Regions from separate parts of the Mus musculus genome. Here region 1 is linked to region 2. The links are chromatin loops, found by intact Hi-C in ENCODE. Cell type or tissue: left cerebral cortex. All regions are shown on one strand. Links, peaks and the distances in the headings refer to the core of each region. The heading gives the core; the rest is flanking DNA. Region 1 overlaps Sp110 (Sp110 nuclear body protein). Region 2 holds the start of A630001G21Rik (RIKEN cDNA A630001G21 gene).

Region 1 (9,030 bases), core at 30-8,029, 150 kb before region 2:
GTCAAGGTATATCCAAACCCCCAAAATCTCATTTTGAGACCAGCAGGAATAGGACTGTACCTTTCCTGCCCTGGGCCTGCACGTCCAGGTCCATGGAGCCTTACACTCCCAACCTCTGCCAACCCTGAGGTGGCCCTTTAGCCTGGCAGCCAGGTTACAGGTTCAACTTCCTCTCTCCTTATAAGGTCACATTTGGCAAGCACCTGGGATTCCTCTTCACGCAAATAAGGCATTCCCAGAACCCTGGCTCTGGTCAATGATGTCTATTCCCCTCAAAAGCCTCTACCCATTCCCCAAAGATATAAATGGTCTTTCTTCTGCTCCAATTAAAGGAGCTGTCTCCTGAGAAGGCTGTTTGTTTCTTGTGCTCTCACCATCAACCAAGATCCTGTATTGCACCCACCTGCCCCCGTTTAGTTGGTGTGTAATGAGCCTGGATACCCAGAGGAGGAAACGAACACTGGGCGGCACCTTGTGATAATGGTTTGCATATTATGGGGAGGCTATGTCTAGGAATTGCAATGACTCATGCCTTCTGCAACTGTTACAAGTTAGAAAGAGAGTGTCACAAGGTGTAGAAGGGAGATTGCTACAGTTGAAGTGGCTGAAAATATCTCACACGTTCCATATGAACCAGGCTTTCAATAAAGTCTTATCAGACTGAGGACACAAAGAATTCTTTGGCTGCAGCTGGTTTCCTTCCAATCCCTACTCAAACTCACCAGGCTAAGCTTCTTAAAGCTTTTTTGTTTGTTTGTTTGTTTGTTTTTTTCGGTTTTTTGAGACAGGGTTTCTCTGTGTAGCCCTGGCTGTCCTGGAACTTACTCTGTAGACCAGGCTGGCTTCAAATTCAGAAATCCATCTGCCTCTGCCTCCCAAGTGCTGAGATTAAAGGCTTGTGCCACCATGCCCGGCTAAGCTTCTTAAATCTTACTTGATCACAGCAACCTTGGCCTCCATTACTCTCAGCATATTCTGCTTGCACTAGGTCTTCATCATGTGCATCTATCTGTGGTTCTAACTTTGCCATCTACAATGTTTTCTGCTTGAACATCTGGCTCTTTGTAAGTCATGCTGTTGAGTCAAAATGGGAATTTATCTACATTTTTGCTATTGAATTTCCACCCACTCTTCCAGGATATTAATCCATCACCCTTGGTCATTACAATACCTGCTCCAGATGTCTTAATGTCTCCCCGTTACAACGTATAACGCCCTTCCAGTCTTTTGATGTGGCCCTTCCCCCTTCATTTAAAAATTCCTTTACAGTGAGCCAATCTCCTGCCTCATTCTGAATGCACTTTTTTGAGGCTCCTGTAAGAAAAAGACAGGCCATTCCAGGACCCACCTGGATCCTCTGTGACTTTACCACAGACCTTTGAGTCTCCCTGCTATGGCTTTTCACTGTCCCAGAGCAAGAGGGGATTCCTCTGGGGTGAAAGAAGAGGCTCCCTCTCTTAGCTTCAGGGGACCATAATCCCTACAGGCCACCGAGGGAGTGGGGCAGATTCTTGTAGCAAGGACAGTGTCTAGTTCAGAGGGCTCACAGACAGACGGCTCATGTGGTTTCCAGATGCATCTCCACGGAAAAGTCTGGAAACTTCTTGGGAAGTCTTTTTGTTGTAGCTTTTGTTTTTTTTCCCTCTTACAGCCTGGCTAGCAGGGTCTGTTTCTTGACAAGTTACTCAACTGGCACACTCTTCCCTTCCAGCCTACCCATCATCCCGGGACCAGAGCATCAGAAGAGCAGGCACTCACCTTGCTTCAGTTTCTCTTGGAACAAAGTCCCTTTGGCCTTACCACAGGTCACAGGGAGTGTGGGAGAGAAATCCACAGCGTCATTCTTGGTCTTCTCTGGAACTGGGAGAGCAAACAGACTCAGATAAGTGAAGTGACCTGCACTGAGAGATGAGGTCCAAGGTCATCACCTGCAGACAGCCCAACTTCAGGACAAGTCTGCCACTTGCACCAGGAAAGATTTGGCAGCTCGGAAGCTCAGAGCAGGGATCTCAAGCTAAGAGTCAATTGAAACATTTGTGAAAGGGTTTTAAAAATAGCTCTTGGTAGTTCCTGCTTCCTTCCCCTCAGGGAGAGTTCATGCAGGGCTGTCTCTTGGAGACAGAGGAAAGTGCTGTAAATGAGTGTTGAGTTTGAGGTTGGTGTAAGAGAAGAACATCAATTAATTAATTACTTTGGGAAGATGGAGCCAGGAGTGTTATGCTGTGGGAGGAGGAGCTTCCAGGACCGAAGGGCATGGATCTAAAGAGCCCCAAAGGATGCCCAGCTTAGAAGGAGCCAGGCTGGCATTCAGGCTAGCATGTGGACTGGTTTGTCCCATCACCCATCTCCAGTATCCTTTCAAAAACAGTACAGTAGATGAGAATCTGGAGCCAGAGGCAGACTCTTGGCTCTGTGGTTTCCTAGAAGGACCGATGAGGTTGCAGTGCTGTTACCCGATTTGAGTAGGAGGTTTGCTGCTATCAGATCCTAATTTGAGGGAGAAGCAGAGTCACAGGGAACCCTGAACTACTGTTATAAACCCCGTGGGGTGGGCAGATTAGCACAGTGTGGGGATCTATGGTTCTCTGTCTCCATGGAAACATCTTTGCTAATTCTCTATAGTAAGTAAAGAAGTCGGATGTCCTGAATATGCTTGCAACAGATAAAGGGGCAGTGGGGGCTTGGGGTGCTGTGAGCAGCAAGTTCACATGCAGGGTCAGGCCACGAGCATCACCCCCTCTTTTGCCTGTTGCAGGTACCCCATGTATCCCAAATGCAATGGGCCTTTAGTTCTGAGGACTTCTAAAGCCATGAACCTGACCAGAAAGGGCAGTCTGCTGGTGAGTTCTCACTGGTGCTTGGCCTAGTCTCCTTTGCCCATTTCAGTACAAGATGGAGCCTGAGGGGCAGCCTGTGTGTGACTCCTCAGCAATAGCCAGCCCTAGTCTAAGGAGCTGCAACAGCTGGTGTAGGCCCTCATTAGCGTGAGCAAACAGCCGGGAGCCTGTAAGTAAGCAATTAAAGATAAAAAACAATTTCCTTATGTGAAGGAGCTTCTATGGAGGAAGCCTGATAAGGAAGGGGAGAGATGGGATGGAAAAAACCTAATTAGCAATCCAAAGAGCAGCTTGTGGATGCTTCCAGAACACAGGGGGAAATGCTAAGGTGATGGCTACACCTGAGAAGGTGGCATGTCCAGGCATGACCCGTGGACCAAGGGCCTGGGTGAGGGGGAAGGGCTGAAGTAGGGTGGCTGGAGACGTCCCAGACAGATCAAGACCATCAAGAATTGCATCATTCATTCCAACAAAAAGAAGGCAAGCATCATCCACTTAATAGATGGGGTGAGTGGCTCAGACATGGGGAGAGTGAGGAACCCTGACAGTGACAGGGAGCTGGCCCTGGGATGCAGACAGATCAGAGCTATCTCTGTATCGTTTCTGCAGTAGGAACTTGCCAGCTGATGGGGTGTGTGGTACCTCCTAGGTTGCCCGTGCTCCAGCAGATGGCTCCACACCCAGAATCAACTGGATTCAGTGAGATATGAATATGGGAGGGGCATGTGCTGGAAGTCAGGGGAAGCTGTAGGAGGACAACAGTCAGCATGGATCTGGGCTCCTGCTTCCTTAAGTGTTTCATTAAAAAAGACTAAAGAGGCATCTGGGAATATTCGCTTTTTCATTGGAAAGGAAAAAAAAGGCATTCAGAAGCACCTAAGTGGATTTTAGCTCCTCTGAGTCAATTTTTCTTTTGCTTTTTCTTGAGTTCCATCATGACAATCAAATGACAGCATGATGGGCAAGGGCATCATGGATTTACCCCGTCCAATCAAGCCTCTGCATAAGGTCCCAGAGAAACAATCCACGCAATGCGCAGTACAAGGACCGTCCAGCAGAGGGAAGCATAGGCCCTGGTATGGGCATTCATAGTGTCCTGGCCACTGTCCTGATTTGTTAGTTGTTTAGGTATAAACAGAGGCACAAGGTAGCCAGACACAAAACAGAAAACAAGACTGATCCACTTCTGACCTCCAGTGCCACCCACAAAGTAAACAGAAGGCACACAGACAATTGCCCAAAAGTCTGAAAGAGCCTTGAAGAGAAGTCCCTGGGGCAAGCCACATCTGGAGACCTATCTATGCTCCTGCCCCTGGACTGGGGCGGGTGGGGGTGGGGGTGGAGTGGGAGGGGTGAGAAGGGGGAGGAGGGGGGAGGAGGGTTGGGAGTTGGGGGGGATTTCCTTGTGAAAGCAATACTTATTTAAGGTGGTACCTATGGGTGTGGAACACAGAGGGAGCAGGAAGATAGGATTTCTTCTGGGTGACTATGAGGAAGAGGTGGTGGTGGTGGTGGGAGCACACAGTGGCAGTTATAGTGCTGACTAAGAGAAACCAACCAGAAGGACTGGAATTTGCAAAGCAGTGAGGTGCTCTCTGCTACTGGGGGCTGGGAGAGTATCCTTGTTCCACAAAGGCATGGAACATAGAAGAGCATCTCCAGTGATTTGCAGAACCTGGGCTGTTTAAATAAAAATAAAAGAATAAAGAAGAAAAGGAGGAAGAGGAGGAGGACGAGAGAGGAGGAAGAGGGAGAAAGGGGAAAGGGAGGAGGAGGAAGAGGAGAGGGAGGAAGAGGAGGAGGAGGAGGAGGAGGAGGAGGAGGAGGAGGAGGAGGAGGAGGAGGAGGAGAAGAAGAAGAAGAAGAAGAAGAAGAAGAAGAAGAAGAAGAAGAAGAAGAAGAAGAAGAAGAAGAAGAAGAAGAAGAAGAAGAAGAAGACGACAACAGAGGGAGGGGAAAGGGAGGAGAGAGACTGTGGGGGAGAAACAGAAGATTCCAGAGCTCATTTCTTAAAGCAAGCAGTAGTTTTTGTGTGCCAGAAATGTGTGGTGGGATCAAGAGTTGGCTCCTCGAGTAATGGGGCTTGCTATGTAAGCCTGGCACCCTGAATCTCATTCTAGGAGCCTGAACTCCACAAAACTCATCCTCTGCTCTCCATAATACTCATCCTCTGACCTACATACGCACCCTTTGGCCCATGAGTCCTTTCGTAACAGTGCGGGTTGCCTATGCATAGTTTTGTCTGTATATGGGTGTTTTGTTTTGCTTGCATGTATAGCTGTGTACCACGATCATGCCTGGTGCTCCCGGAGGCTAGAAGTCATTGGATCTCCTTGAGCTGGAGTTAAAAGATCATTTTGAGCCACCATGTGGATGCTGGGAATCAAAACCTGGGTCCTCTGGAAGAGCAGCCAGTGCTCCTTAACCTTTGAGCCGTCTGGGAAGAGCCTGGATTTCTAGAAACAACCCTGATTCATAAGCTGGAGATTTTCAGTGTAGGGTGAGCAATATTCTCGAACACAGATTCTCAGCAGTGGCGATACTGTCCTCAGTGGTCAAACATTATATTTTTATAGGAGGGGGGAAAGATGAGTAACACCACACACATAGTCCAGTCCATGCATGTCTATATATAAGTAGTCTTAAGCTATCATGAGAAGGTTGTGGTGAGAAAAGAAATATCCAAAGGGCTCTTTAGGGCAGTGGAAGTCTGGCTTAGAGCAGCCTGGCTGCTCTGACTGTGGGTCCCCGCTGGCTGCATCTTGAGACCCACAGTGCCCCATCCTTACCTTGTGTGGTTCTTCGTGCTGTGCTGGGCCTCTTTCTACCACTTGTTTTTGATGCCTCTTTGCTGATCTCTAAAAGAAAGAAGAAGAAAGAAACACTGTTCTTTGTCCGTGGACACTCTGTGAGGAGTCTCCCAACCCTCGAAGGGCCTCACATACTTCAGAGCTGAGGATTGCAGACTCCAAGTTGCCTCCTCTCCCGAGGGTGGGAAAGTGGAAAGTTCAGAATAGAAAGAACACTTCTGTCACGTCTCCAAATTACATAGTTGTCCCAAGAATATGTATGTACCTGTGTTGCTAGCTCACAATATAGTTCAACACTTTCCAAATGTCTGAGACATTATAAAGTCTTATATGAGTAGAAGACCTGTCCAAGATGGAGAGCCAGATGTGGAGGGTCACACGTTGAATCTGAGTACTTGGTAGGCAGAGGCAAGTGTATCTTATCTTTCTGAATTTGAAGCCAGGCTGATTTATATAGTGAGTTTGAAGCCAGCTAGGGGTACATAGCAAACAAACAAACAAAACAAACCACTGTATCAAAAAAAAAAAACCCAAAAAAGAAAGAAAGAAAGAAAGAAAGAAAGAAAGAAAGAAAGAAAGAAAGAAAGAAAGAAAGAAAGAAAGAAAGAAAGATCAAAGAGATTGGACACAAAGAGATCTACCCACCTTTGCCTCCTAAGTGCTGGGATTATAGGCACAGGCTACCACACGCAGCTGGCGTAACAGTTTATTTTAGCAGAGAACAACAGTACCAGAGATAAGGATTCAGAGTCTAGCTGACAGATGATGGGGCTGGTTAAGAGCATGCAGTGCCCTTGCAAAGGACTGGAGTTCCATGTGCGGCGAGATCCTCTCCCCATCCTCAGCCACAGCCACAGTCAGGTGCGTGAGTTCAGACGCAGCTCTAAGCATCTACCTGTTTCTCACAGAGCCCGACATCACTGAGAACTGCAGGAGCTTGCACGGACACCCGTCTTCTAAGTTTGTTTTTGCTTCAGAAATAATTTTCTCTCACATGCTTCCTTGACCAAATTATTTCACTTTAAACAAAGATTTTTTTTAAATTATGTTTTTTTTTAACTATGAATAATGGAGAAACAGGTAGACATAAACAACACAGATGTAGACCTTGGGAAGTTCTTAGTAATCTTTAAGATTGTTAAATCTAAAGGGTTGACACCCTCTTTCTTAGGTCTCAACTGAGGTGACCTGTGGCTGTTTCTTTATCAAAAACTCCTTGTCCATTCGTTGCCTCTCTTTGCCCCTCGCCTGTTCTCTCTGAAAATCTCTCTGCTAACACGGAGGTCATGTATCCCCCGACCCCTGCACCAGCTCTGAGAGATTTGCCCAGGCTGAGCCTTTCCAATGGCAGGTGCCACCCTCAGCCTTACCTTGTGAATTGGATGTCTGGGCACGCCTCATCCTTGTTCTCTGTGTCTTGGTCACCTCCTTCACGTTCGTAGATGAGTCATCTTTCCACAAAGTCCTCCTGCTCACTGCCTTGAGCTTCTCTTGAACTCCATGTCCAGGTGAGGCCACTCCTGCTGAGACGACTCATGTGTGGTTGAAATGGAGGTTCCTGGAACACTCCTTCCTTCCTTCATAGGCTCCCCATCCCAGCCCCCCTTCCAGGTGAATGTACCTCACTTTTGCTGTTTTCTCTTATGTGCACCATGCTTTCTCCCCCCACATCACCATAAGTTCCCACCCCAGGGAGCTCTTATAAGAATTAACCAGGTAGCTGGGCAGTGCTGGTGCACACATTTAATCCTGGCACTTGAGAGGCAGAGGCAGGCACGTATCCATGAGTTTTGATTTCTTGAGGCCAGCCTGGTTTACAGAGCTAGTTCCAGGACATCCAAGGGCACACAAAGAAAAACCAAACCATACCAAAACCAAACCAACCAAACAAACAAAGATTTAACCAAATAAATAAATATGGAGGGATTCGGGATCAGGGCAGATTCTGATTCCTGTTTCTAAGACTCGTAAACCATGAGGCACAGGCCTGGGATTCTTCAGGCAGTGAGGAAGGGACTTCCATGTAGCACCCATGTTCAGACAGGCAACACCCGAAGGCCACTGGGCACCTCTAAAGCATCGCAGGGGACAGCCCTATGCCTGTCGTGAAGACAGCTTCTGGGCGAGGGGTGGCAGAGGCCCAGAGGCTCTGCAGTGGACAGGACTGGTGGATGGATGAGTGGCCTTCACTGAGGAGGGGAGGACACAGCACTTTTTCCTCTCGGGACTTTGGAAGCTGCCTCCCCAAGGACAGCTGCATCCACTGGCATGAGAACACCTTTCTGAAGCTTTTCTGGGGGCTTTTCCTCTGAACTGCCTCTCAGGGCTAGGACCCAGGCTCTTCTGCACCTTATCTCAAAGTAGCAAAGTTTATTTACTCTCCCTTTAGTTAGGAAGGATGGTTGCCATCCTAGTGTGTATAAATAAAGAGGAAACCTGACACTCTGCACCCTTCACCTTGGGCTGTGTAACCTCAGAACAGGATTCCAACATGTTCCAGTTCACCATTTACTCAGTGGCAAAACAGGTCTGGTGAAATTTAAAGCCAGTTCGCTGTGCTGACCAGAACTCTTGTGTGCCTGCCTATCCAGTGAGTTCAGAACGAACTCCATCAGATCTACAGCCTTTGCTGAAGCCTCCTCCTGTACCCCCTTGCTGGAGTCTCCTCCAGCATCCCCTTACCCATCATCTCATCTTGACGGGGCTTTTTTTTCTGCCGTCTTCTTTTGGAATTTGACCAGTTCGGACGTTTTTTTCTTCTTGCTAAGAAGAAAACAAAACAAAGTCTTTTATAGTCACATAGAGCTGTCAGTCTTTTTTATTTAAAGAATTCAACTATGTTTTTGTCTGTTAATTGTGCACTTGCACGTGTGTATATGTGTATGATTTAACTCCGAGTTATCTCTCTGATCTCAACCCTAACCTTTTTAAATGACCAGCTGGGAAGGAAGAAGAGATCAGAGTTTTGAACTAGAAGGAGCAAGCTTCAAGGACAAGTGTTAAAATGAGAATTCTTTGAATCAGTTCTTGGGAAATTAAGCTAGGGAACAGATAATGGTAGAGCCTAAGGATGACTTCTGGGCATGAGAAACCAAGAATTTGTGAAGGGAAAACAAGAACCAGACATGAGGAGATAAAGACTTGAGCAGCTGGAGTATTGGATCGTTTGCCTGCTATCCCAGCACTTGAAAGCATCCAGGACCATGGAAAGAACCGAGGTGGGAGAAAACGGACTTGGAAGGCTTCCAGGAAGCAATGGGGAAACCAATGGATGACAGTATCAGAAAGGTCACAGTGTTTTTATCATTATTATCATTATCATAATTATGACATTTATCAGTATGTGGAGGTTGGGCATATGTTCCATGGTACACATGGAGAGG
Region 2 (9,030 bases), core at 738-8,737:
GGTGAAAAACCTAGCAAAACCCACCGATCCCTGGGCTGGGCTTGATCCCTCACTACTCCCCACCCTGGAAATCTCTACCCTGGAAAACACCTCTTCCAAGAAACCCTATCTAAGCCTTTCAACTGCCATTTCCCCTGCAGCTTCTCAGCTGAGCAGAGGCAGCCCCCTTCTTGTGTCTCTCCCAGTAAGTCTCTTGGGTGGTCCGTTGTGCAGCGGAACTTTGTGGTATTCCTTGGCTCTCAACTACCAGGATGCCGACCCCCTCAGAGCTGTAATACTTCCATTGGGGGAAGACTGTGGGGCTCAGTGTCAGGATGGGCTCAGGACCCCCCCCCCAGGCCAACTTCTTAGCACAAAGATTTATTTGCTTCAGAGAGACAAAGGGTGGGGATTTAGAGGCAAAGACAGGAGATAGAGGATGGGGGGGGGGGGAACAAGGGAGAGAGAAAGGACTGTCCCTGGATAGAGAGGAGACAGATGTGGCCCATAGGAAAATGGCAGTTTATAGTGGTAAAAGGGGACCCCCGTGTTAAGATGAGGTGTTTAATTTTTACTGACCATGTTAACTAGGTGAGCCAAAGGGGGCTTTCAATTGCTGGACTTCAATACTTTGACAGCTAGACCTTGGTTGTCAGCCTTGGGAGGAGGAAGTGCCCAAATATGGGAATAGACCTTGGCGGCTAGTTTCAGGAATGGACTCTAATTGTTTTTAGGCAGAAGGAATTGGGAGGAAGGGCAAGGCCTTCCAGAGCCATGATTGGCATGCTCAGGTTGGCTAGAGCCCCTTCAAAGCCTTTACCCTCCGAGCTGTAACACTTACAGAATCCATAACTTGCTCCACCTTCAATGACTGTAAAAATGGCTTATCTGATAAAGGTCTAGAATAAAGGCTGAGGTCCATTTGGTGTAGCACAGAATCAAACCCTACAAAGGTGGCATACATACTTACAATAGTGAAATGTGGTGTCTATAAGCCCCAGTCCCAATGCCATGCAGGCTGTCCCAGGGCCAAAGTCCTTTAAGGCCACTGAGCAATCTTTAGTGACTGCACCAACAGCTGAAGAGTTTAAATCCAACAATACCATACACAGGAGGAAAGGGAATGAAAATCCTCAGGCCCAGGATAGGCTACCTCCCTGTGAGTCATTGGCCAGAGAAGCCCCTGAGGGTCCTCACATGATATAGGCTATTGCTACTGTGGTTGGTTGTATACCAGGGCTAAACAATAGAACCTTATTGTTGAAGACACTACATATCTGTGTGTTTTGACTATAGGGTGAGAAATTCAGCTGTGACATAACGGTAAACCCACATCCTGCTGGCTGGCTCCCATAGTATCAGAAGGGGCCACACAGGCTGCTGGTGTGGAACTGTCACCCAACACCTCTGCTTAGCTATTGTTCCTGCATTTTGAAATACCGGCTTTCTAGCAGGATGTGCCTGCTTGTGCAATAGTGGCTCAGCTGTCATGGGCAAAACCTTCCCATTAGATTTAAGGCCCACTCCACAAAAGGGAGTTCACGTCTGGTAGTGTCAGCCAGTACAAAAGCATGCAGATGAGGAGGTCATAGGCCTCAATGGGAAAGCAATCTCTAGATGGATTTTCTAGATGGATTTGGCGTGCTTGCTCAACTGCCTTCTAAATTTGTGTGTCTGCACCCATAGATCACTGTCAGCTTCAACTCATAGCTCCTGGTGAAGCTCCAGATAACAAGTGACTTGTTACTGTGGCATGGTGGCCTGTTTCCTAGCCATAGGTGGACATCTATAGTCACCCCCTCCAAAGTTAAGGGATGAGATGAGGTGGAAAGAAAGTAATGAGGAGAGGAGAAAGGGGTGGAATACTATGTAACAGTTTCCTCAGAGATTAAAACATCCCATCCTGCAAGTAAGATCCTCAAGCAGGAAGGTAAACAATTCAACAGCTTCAGGAAGTTCCTAAAATCGACCAGATCCATTCGGCCCCTCTCTGCCAGAGTTAAAAGTCAGTGCTCAAAGTCCTTCTCAGGTGAAGGGAAGGCAAGCTGCTAAGATGACTCTCAGAGCAGAGAAGCAGCAAAGAATTGATTCTAGGATCAAAACAGCTTTCCTTAAAGAAACAGAAACCAGCAGGGCCGCCTGGTTGAGGTTTAGACCCACCGAGGCACCAGGAAAGGACATTTCCCAACCTGTTTGAGCTGCCTACAGGCTGTGTACACTGTGTTCCAGATTCCTAGCTTTGGGAGCTGTTGGCTTTGTTGGGCTGGTATTTGCTGATGCAACTTTGAGTCATTTCTGTTCCTGCAAGAAACCCCTCACCCATGTTCCTGTAAGTAACCCCAGTAAAACGCGTTGGTTCACCAAGTAGGACATTGGTAGTATCCACAGTTTGGTCTGTCATGGCTTCTGTAATGGTGAACATTGTGTTTAGAGGATAAACTTGCTGTGCAAGCCTTGTAAAAACAAAATTGTTTTGAGCTTGTATAAGCCATAAGGAAGTTTCCCCTACCTTGAATGTACCCTGTCAGCTAGCCTGAGATAGACTATTTCCTGATGCAATTGAGCTATTCTTAAAACCTGCTGATTGTTACAAAAATATTTCACCTCCTCAGCTATCCCAACAAAGTAATAGGGTCACAAGATCAAATAGGCTAACTGTTAAATCCCATTTTTGTATGAAACCCTAGCTTGGATGACTGAGGTACCTGCTGGACATCTGTTTACAAAATCAAGCCTTGCCTGCTCACAGACAGGATACGAGTTAATTTGTCTTACCCAAATTACAACTGTATAGTTTTCACCTTTATAATCTTTGAACTAACAATAGGTAGGGGAACTTACCTGGGGAACTCTTTCTGGTTTGGTCCTGGCCATTTGTGTTTGTTTGTTTGTTTGTTTGTTTGTTTGTATAAAAAGCTTTTACTTGCCGGGCGTGGTGGCGCACGCCTTTAATCCCAGCACTTGGGAGGCAGAGGCAGGCGGATTTCTGAGTTCGAGGCCAGCCTGGTCTACAGAGCGAGTTCCAGGACAGCCAGGGATACACAGAGAAACCCTGTCTCGAGTCTCGAAAAACCAAAAAAAAAAAAAAAAAAAAAAAGCTTTTACTTTACTAAAACCAAAACTTGAGACTTTGAGACTGTGAATCTCTGAACGGCCCTGGACCCACACCTGCTTCCTGTCTGGAGTGAGTAGATGTCTAATTGCTCTTCCTATCCCTGCATCAAGAATTAATTAGTAATTAGTAGCTGCTGAGAGGTGGCATCTGGGGGATGAGCCCCCTTATAGGTCATCTGACCCCAAGTGGTTCTCCCTATACACACAGACATGGGAGCAACACTAGAGGAACTCAGCAGGCTGTGCACATGTATGTGCATGCATGCATACATACATACATACATACATACATACATACATACATACATTGTGTAAGTATAGCAGTAATAGTGAAAGAGGAAGAGGCCACTGCTTTGCAAGGGAGTGAAGGGGACAGTGAAGGGGACAGTGAAGGGGACAGGAGAATGGAAATGATGAAAACACAGTACCTATGTATGAAATTCAAAAGCATTAAACATTTCAGTTTAGTCTTAACATCCCTGCTGAAAACCCACTATCTATGCCTGCTCATGTATCTCTCTTCAGTCCATTTGTTAGTCCCCACGCCAGAGCACCCCACTGCCTTGGGAACTGCAGGTTTGAAGTGTTTCAGAGATGGAAAGGGTAACTCATCCATCTATCTGTATTCTTCCCTAAGACCGTTCTGGCTCTTCAGGGGCCCCTACAGTACCGTACGACTCTGAGGTTCAGCATCTCCATTTTTGTGGGCCGGAAAAGCCCAAACTATTAGAATATGGTGGGAAGGGCTGTTGGAAATTCTATAGTGGTTGTTGAATCAGTAATTGTTTTGGATAGTGTTGACATAGCTGGACAAAGGCAAAATGGGACCCAGTCGGAGCAAAGGCTTGGCAGATCACCCCAGCTTTCTATTCTGCTGGATTATAGCTTCTACCAAGAATCAGTCTCTCCAAAACAATGCTGGGTATTGGCAAAGAAAGATTTCCGGGGTCCCTGCCCTCCTCCCTCGATTAGGCCACGACTGGATGTGGGCAGGGCTGAACTGGAAAGTCAGGGTCTGAGTACACTTTTGAAATTTAACGATTTTTAACAGAAAAACGAAACCAGGAATTAAACTTGGACAAAGAAGTGCTAAGCCTTCATCCTAGCCCTTAGCTCTTCCTCTAGAAGCAGGAACTTGCTAATGTCCTTTCCTGAACGGTAGTTGGTCCATCCCAAACCACACTGCCGGTGCGATAAAAATGAGCAAACACATATAGACAGCTTCAGGGGCTAGCAAGTGGCACCTCCTCTGCTTGCCCCCCACCCCCACCTCCTAGCCTTACCCCCACCCCCGCCAACCACAACCCTACCCCAGGAGGAGCAGCGCAGGGCACTAAGGGGAAATCAGCAGTGGCCCCCTGGGGGCAGACTCCACCCCTTCCCTCCCTGAAGGATATGACCTCAGGCTGGGTGCTCCCCTGAGGCTGGTCCGTAAATGGCTCCGGTCCTGACCCTCTTACAGGAAGGAGTACAGGACATAGCAGCCCAAGTGTACCACTTTGGAACCCTTGAGATGAGCAAGGAGAAACAGCACGTGTTGGAGACTTTCTCTGAAAGCCCTCTTCTGCCTAAAGGCAGGTCTTTTGAGAGAATTCCCTTACAGCAGTGCTTCCCTGAGAGTTCCATAGAAGAGTGATTGTCTCATGCCAGGAGAGGAAGCTAGAAGTCAGCTCTCTCAGAGAAACTCTGTCTCAAGCCACCATCCATTCTATCTGTTTGTTTTCACCTAAAACACTTCACAGGCTGCCTAACACCCCTTCCCCTTCCAAAAGAATGCTTAAGCACCTCTCTTGTTCGTTAATAAGTTTGCTCTCTGTGGTGCATTAATCTGTCTGGTATCGGGCTATTTCATAGACTCATTTAAGGAGTCCTCTGGGAGTCAAGGCCTCCCTCCCTCCTCTCCCTCACTTCATCCCAAACACCCTTCCACCTCCTCCCCAGTTAGCTACCTTGGGTCTGGGGGAGTCCGCAGGGGACACCTTCAGCCTTCCTCACGGCGGGCGTCAATTGTGGTCAGTAGCAAGTACAGAAAGCAGAGCGAAAGCTAGGACCTCGATCTGGGGTGGGTTTAGGGAAAACTTTAGTGAAATTTGCATTCACTTCCTCTGTGTCTCCCTGTACCACGTTCCCTCTCTCGGGTCTCTGCAAAGTCTATCCTGACCTCTGGTGGTAGCACTTGGTTACTGCACCTTTAGAAATACAGGTTGAGAGGCCTTCAGCCTGAAACCACTTGGACCATAATCATATTTAGCTTTCCAGCTTTTGGAGATTTGATGATATTTGCTTTACACATAATGAAATATTTTGAAGGTGGGACCTGTAGCAGTTACTCTTCTGCTGCTCTGATAAAATACCACACTCAAGGCATCGTAAAGGAGAGTTTATTTGGGCTTTTACAGTTCCAGAGGGGTAAAAGTCCAACATGGCAGAGAATAGAAACAATCAGCCGCAGTCACGGTACAGGAACAACGGAGCTCGAATCTCTTACTGCAGGAATGGGGGTGGGGGACTGGAAACGGTGTGTGCCTTCGAAACCTCAAAACTCCGAGATGTACTTCCTCAAGGTACACCATGTCTAATCCTCCCCCAAACAGCACCTTAGACTGGAAACCTCACACCCAACCACCTAAGACCGTGAGAGAGGGACATTTTCATTCAAATCACCACACCCAGAAATGTCAGACTTCGTGGAGCTATCACCAAAATATTCCCCAGTAAGTGATCACCATGCAAGAGTACTCTAGAGAGTACTAATATAAAATTACAATGGAGCAAGTTGTTGGGGTCCAGGAGTCGCCCCACAAACCACAGAAACACCTATCTCAGTTAAACAGGGATGGCTTATTGAACACAAGACTCATCCGCCAGGACGACAGCTCAAAGATACACACTGGACATTTCTCAGGAGAGACTTATAACAAATAAAACTGCAAAACCCACAATGAGTTCACAGGCAGGACCTAGAAGTGCTGCCCAGTAGTCAGCCCTGACTCAAACCATTTTAGACATAACAGTTCGTATTGACCTTTAATTTGATGAGTCCTACCTGAAGCTTATAGTTGTGGAATATCTTAAGATTAGCAAACCTCTTAACGTACAGAACATAACAGAGTATGTGGTCAGCATGGCCCTGCTCTGAGGGGAGTCGTTTTTTCTGCATCAATAACTGGCAGGCACATTACAGCAATGATATGTCTTAGCTGCTTAGTTGGCTGGCATGGAACAAACTGGCCACAGCTGTGCTGGGGGCGGTAGGGGCAGCCTTACCAGAAGTATTAAAAAAAAAAAAAAAAAGCCTTTTCTAAGCCCAACCCTTCCTCTTGATCCCCTCCAGTCTTGCAGAGACTAAAAAGAAACAATGATACCAAAGAGAAGACACCAAGCAAGAAGGAAAAGCAGTTAGCCAGCTCCTCTGTGGCCCAGGTGATTACTAAACCGAGTCCTTTCTTATCACTAAATGAAACCTCTGGTGTTGCCAGGGACTTTAGCCAGCTCCAGCAGATGTGATAGTGTTCAAGCTATGGTGTCCGAATATGTGGGTGGCACCCCTGCAAAGAAATGCTGTGTTTTGCTAATACCTGCAACTCTGCCTGTGGGATTTTATCTGGCCAGCCTGGATACTGAAAGCTTTGAAGCAGTCCAAATGGGAAGTGCTGGGGTTTTCATGTAACCAGAAGCAGACCTCAACCAGGGAGGAACAGGACGGTCTTGGGTGAGCTTCATAGTTCCTCGACTCCTCTGTAGAAAAACTCTGATCTCTTTCTGCTAGTACTACTTCCTTATTTAAAACAACTTCCTTACAGGGCTGGTGGGATTGTTCAGTGGTTAAGAGCATTTGTTGCTCCTGTGGGAGACTCAGGTTTGGTTCCCAGCACCCACATGGTGATGCACAATCATCTGTATCTCCAGTTCCAGGAGAATCTGATGCCCTCTTCTGGCTTCTGCAGATACTGCACACACATGGTGCATATACATACGGGCAAAACAACATGAAACAACATTTTTTAAAAATCTTATTAAAGTTATTTTTGGGTACGTGTTATGTGAGTATAGGTGTCTATGAACCCTGACACTCTGGTGTGTGGAGATCAGAAGGCAGCTCTCACCTTCCTCCTTGCTGAAGCAGCTTCTCTTGTTTCTGTTCCTACTAAGTGCTTCAGGCTAGCTGTCCATTGAGCTTCTGGCTGATCCCCACCCCCCACGTTCCCCCCACACCACCCTCCACCCCCCCACCCGTCCTTTAGGAATGTCAGGATTACAGATGCAGGCCACTCTGTGGCTGCTTCCCCACAGTTTACAAACTCATATCTCAGTGTCTGTTTCTTTTTTTTTTTTAAGATTTATTTATTTATTTATTTATTTATTTATTTATTTATTTTATGTATATGGGAACACGGTAGCTGTACTGACGGTTGTGAGCCATCATGTGGTTGCTGGGAATGAAGGTTGCTCGCTCTGGTCTGCCCCACTCACTCCAGGCTCAAGATTTATTTATTATTATTTCTTAGTACACTGTAGCTGTCTTCAGATGCACCAGAAGAGGGCATTAGATCTCATTACAGATGGTTGTTCAGCCCCTCAGTGTCTGTTTCTTGAGGAGATCAAAACCAAGACTCCAGAGAGTGGAGAGGTAGCTTAGCAGGAAAGAGCACCTGTGGTTCTTGCCAAAGATCTGGGTTAAGTTCCTGGCACCCACGTGACAGCTTAGTAACTCCAGGAGCCCCAACCCCCTTTCAGCCTCCGAGAGCATGAGGCACACATGTATGCATACAAGGCTTTGACATATAGACAAATGCTCATATATTTAAAGGAAAAATGAGGGATTTGAACTCCGAAGGTTCAGAGTTCAAATCCCGGCAACCATCTAATGCCCTCTTCTGGTGCATCTGAAGACAGCTACAGTGTACTTATGTATAATAATAAATAAATCTTTGGGCCGGAGCGAGCGGGGTTGACTGGAGCAAGTAGAGATCCTAAAAGTCAATTCCCAACAACCACGTGAAGGCTCACAGCCATCTGTACAGCTACAGTGTGCTCATATACATCAAATAAATAAACCTTTAAAAATAAAGGAAGCCGGGCGTGGTGGTGCACGCCTTTAATCCCAGCACTTGGGAGGCAGAGGCAGGCAGATTTCTGAGTTCGAGGCCAGCCTGGTCTACAAAGTGAGTTCCAGGACAGCCAGGTCTACACAGAGAAACCCTGTCTCGAAAAAACAAACAAACAAACAAAACAAAAAACAAAAAAAAAAGGAAAATGAATATATCTTTTAAAAATTAAAAATTCTAAGACACCAGGAAAACACAGAATGACTTCAAAGGCTTAAGTCTGTGTTGGGCTAAGTCTTAGTGCTTGTCCAGTCTGTAGACCAATCACACTGAAGTTTTGATTTTACTCATAAGTGAGTTTCCTGCCTGACACCTGGAGATGGCAGCTAGTGGGAGTTTCACCACATCTTGAAACAGAAGATAGATTTTCATCACATAACTCATCTGACTTCCTGCCCCTGAAATGCTCCATTTCCTCCCATGATGCCCTAGGAACCAGCAAGGAGAGTCATAGATGGGGGTCAGAGCTCACTCAGTGCAATTGTCATAAAGCTGGGGCTGGTGGCACACTTAATTCTCAATGACCCAGTTACTTTATTTGTTTTCATTAAAGTGTGGCTCACTGGGCTGGTGAGATGGCTCTGTGGGCAAAGGTGCTTGCTACACAACCATGGAGGACTGAGTTTGACTCCCAGAACACACATAAAGATGGGAAGAGAGAACCGTTTCTACAGAGTTATCCTATAACCGCACTATTGGTTTCCCCACGTCCTAAGCACACATACATAATAATCATGTTTGTTTGTTTTTCAAAACAGGGTTTCTCTGTGTATCTCTGGCTATCCTGGAACTCAGTCTGTAGATCAGACTGGCCTTGAACTCAGAGATC

The links. Peaks named below come from ENCODE experiments on the same cell type or tissue, not always from the same donor. Only the 100,000 strongest peaks of a DNase experiment are listed, where the experiment ranks them.
Region 1: a loop joins it to region 2, with 17 times the contacts of the local background. A loop is called at or near these places in 23 of 42 quality-filtered maps.

Annotation. Positions count from the first base shown.
Region 1 is chr1:85,577,886-85,586,915 of GRCm38, forward strand. Sp110 (Sp110 nuclear body protein) reads right to left here. Exons shown (of 12, transcript NM_030194.1): 7 at 8,330-8,410; 8 at 7,018-7,167; 9 at 5,627-5,695; 10 at 1,759-1,860; 11 at 1,172-1,314. Among named protein-coding and RNA genes, the nearest start is that of Sp110, 16 kb to the right of the region's middle. In left cerebral cortex, for the core only: CTCF peaks have their summits at 3,827 and 4,054; DNase peaks (open chromatin) are centred at 3,515, 5,056, 7,186 and 7,439.
Region 2 is chr1:85,731,430-85,740,459 of GRCm38, forward strand. A630001G21Rik (RIKEN cDNA A630001G21 gene) reads right to left here and starts at 5,177. Exons shown (of 6, transcript NM_177055.3): 1 at 5,043-5,177. In left cerebral cortex, for the core only: a CTCF peak has its summit at 5,270 (motif pointing left); DNase peaks (open chromatin) are centred at 4,435 and 5,257.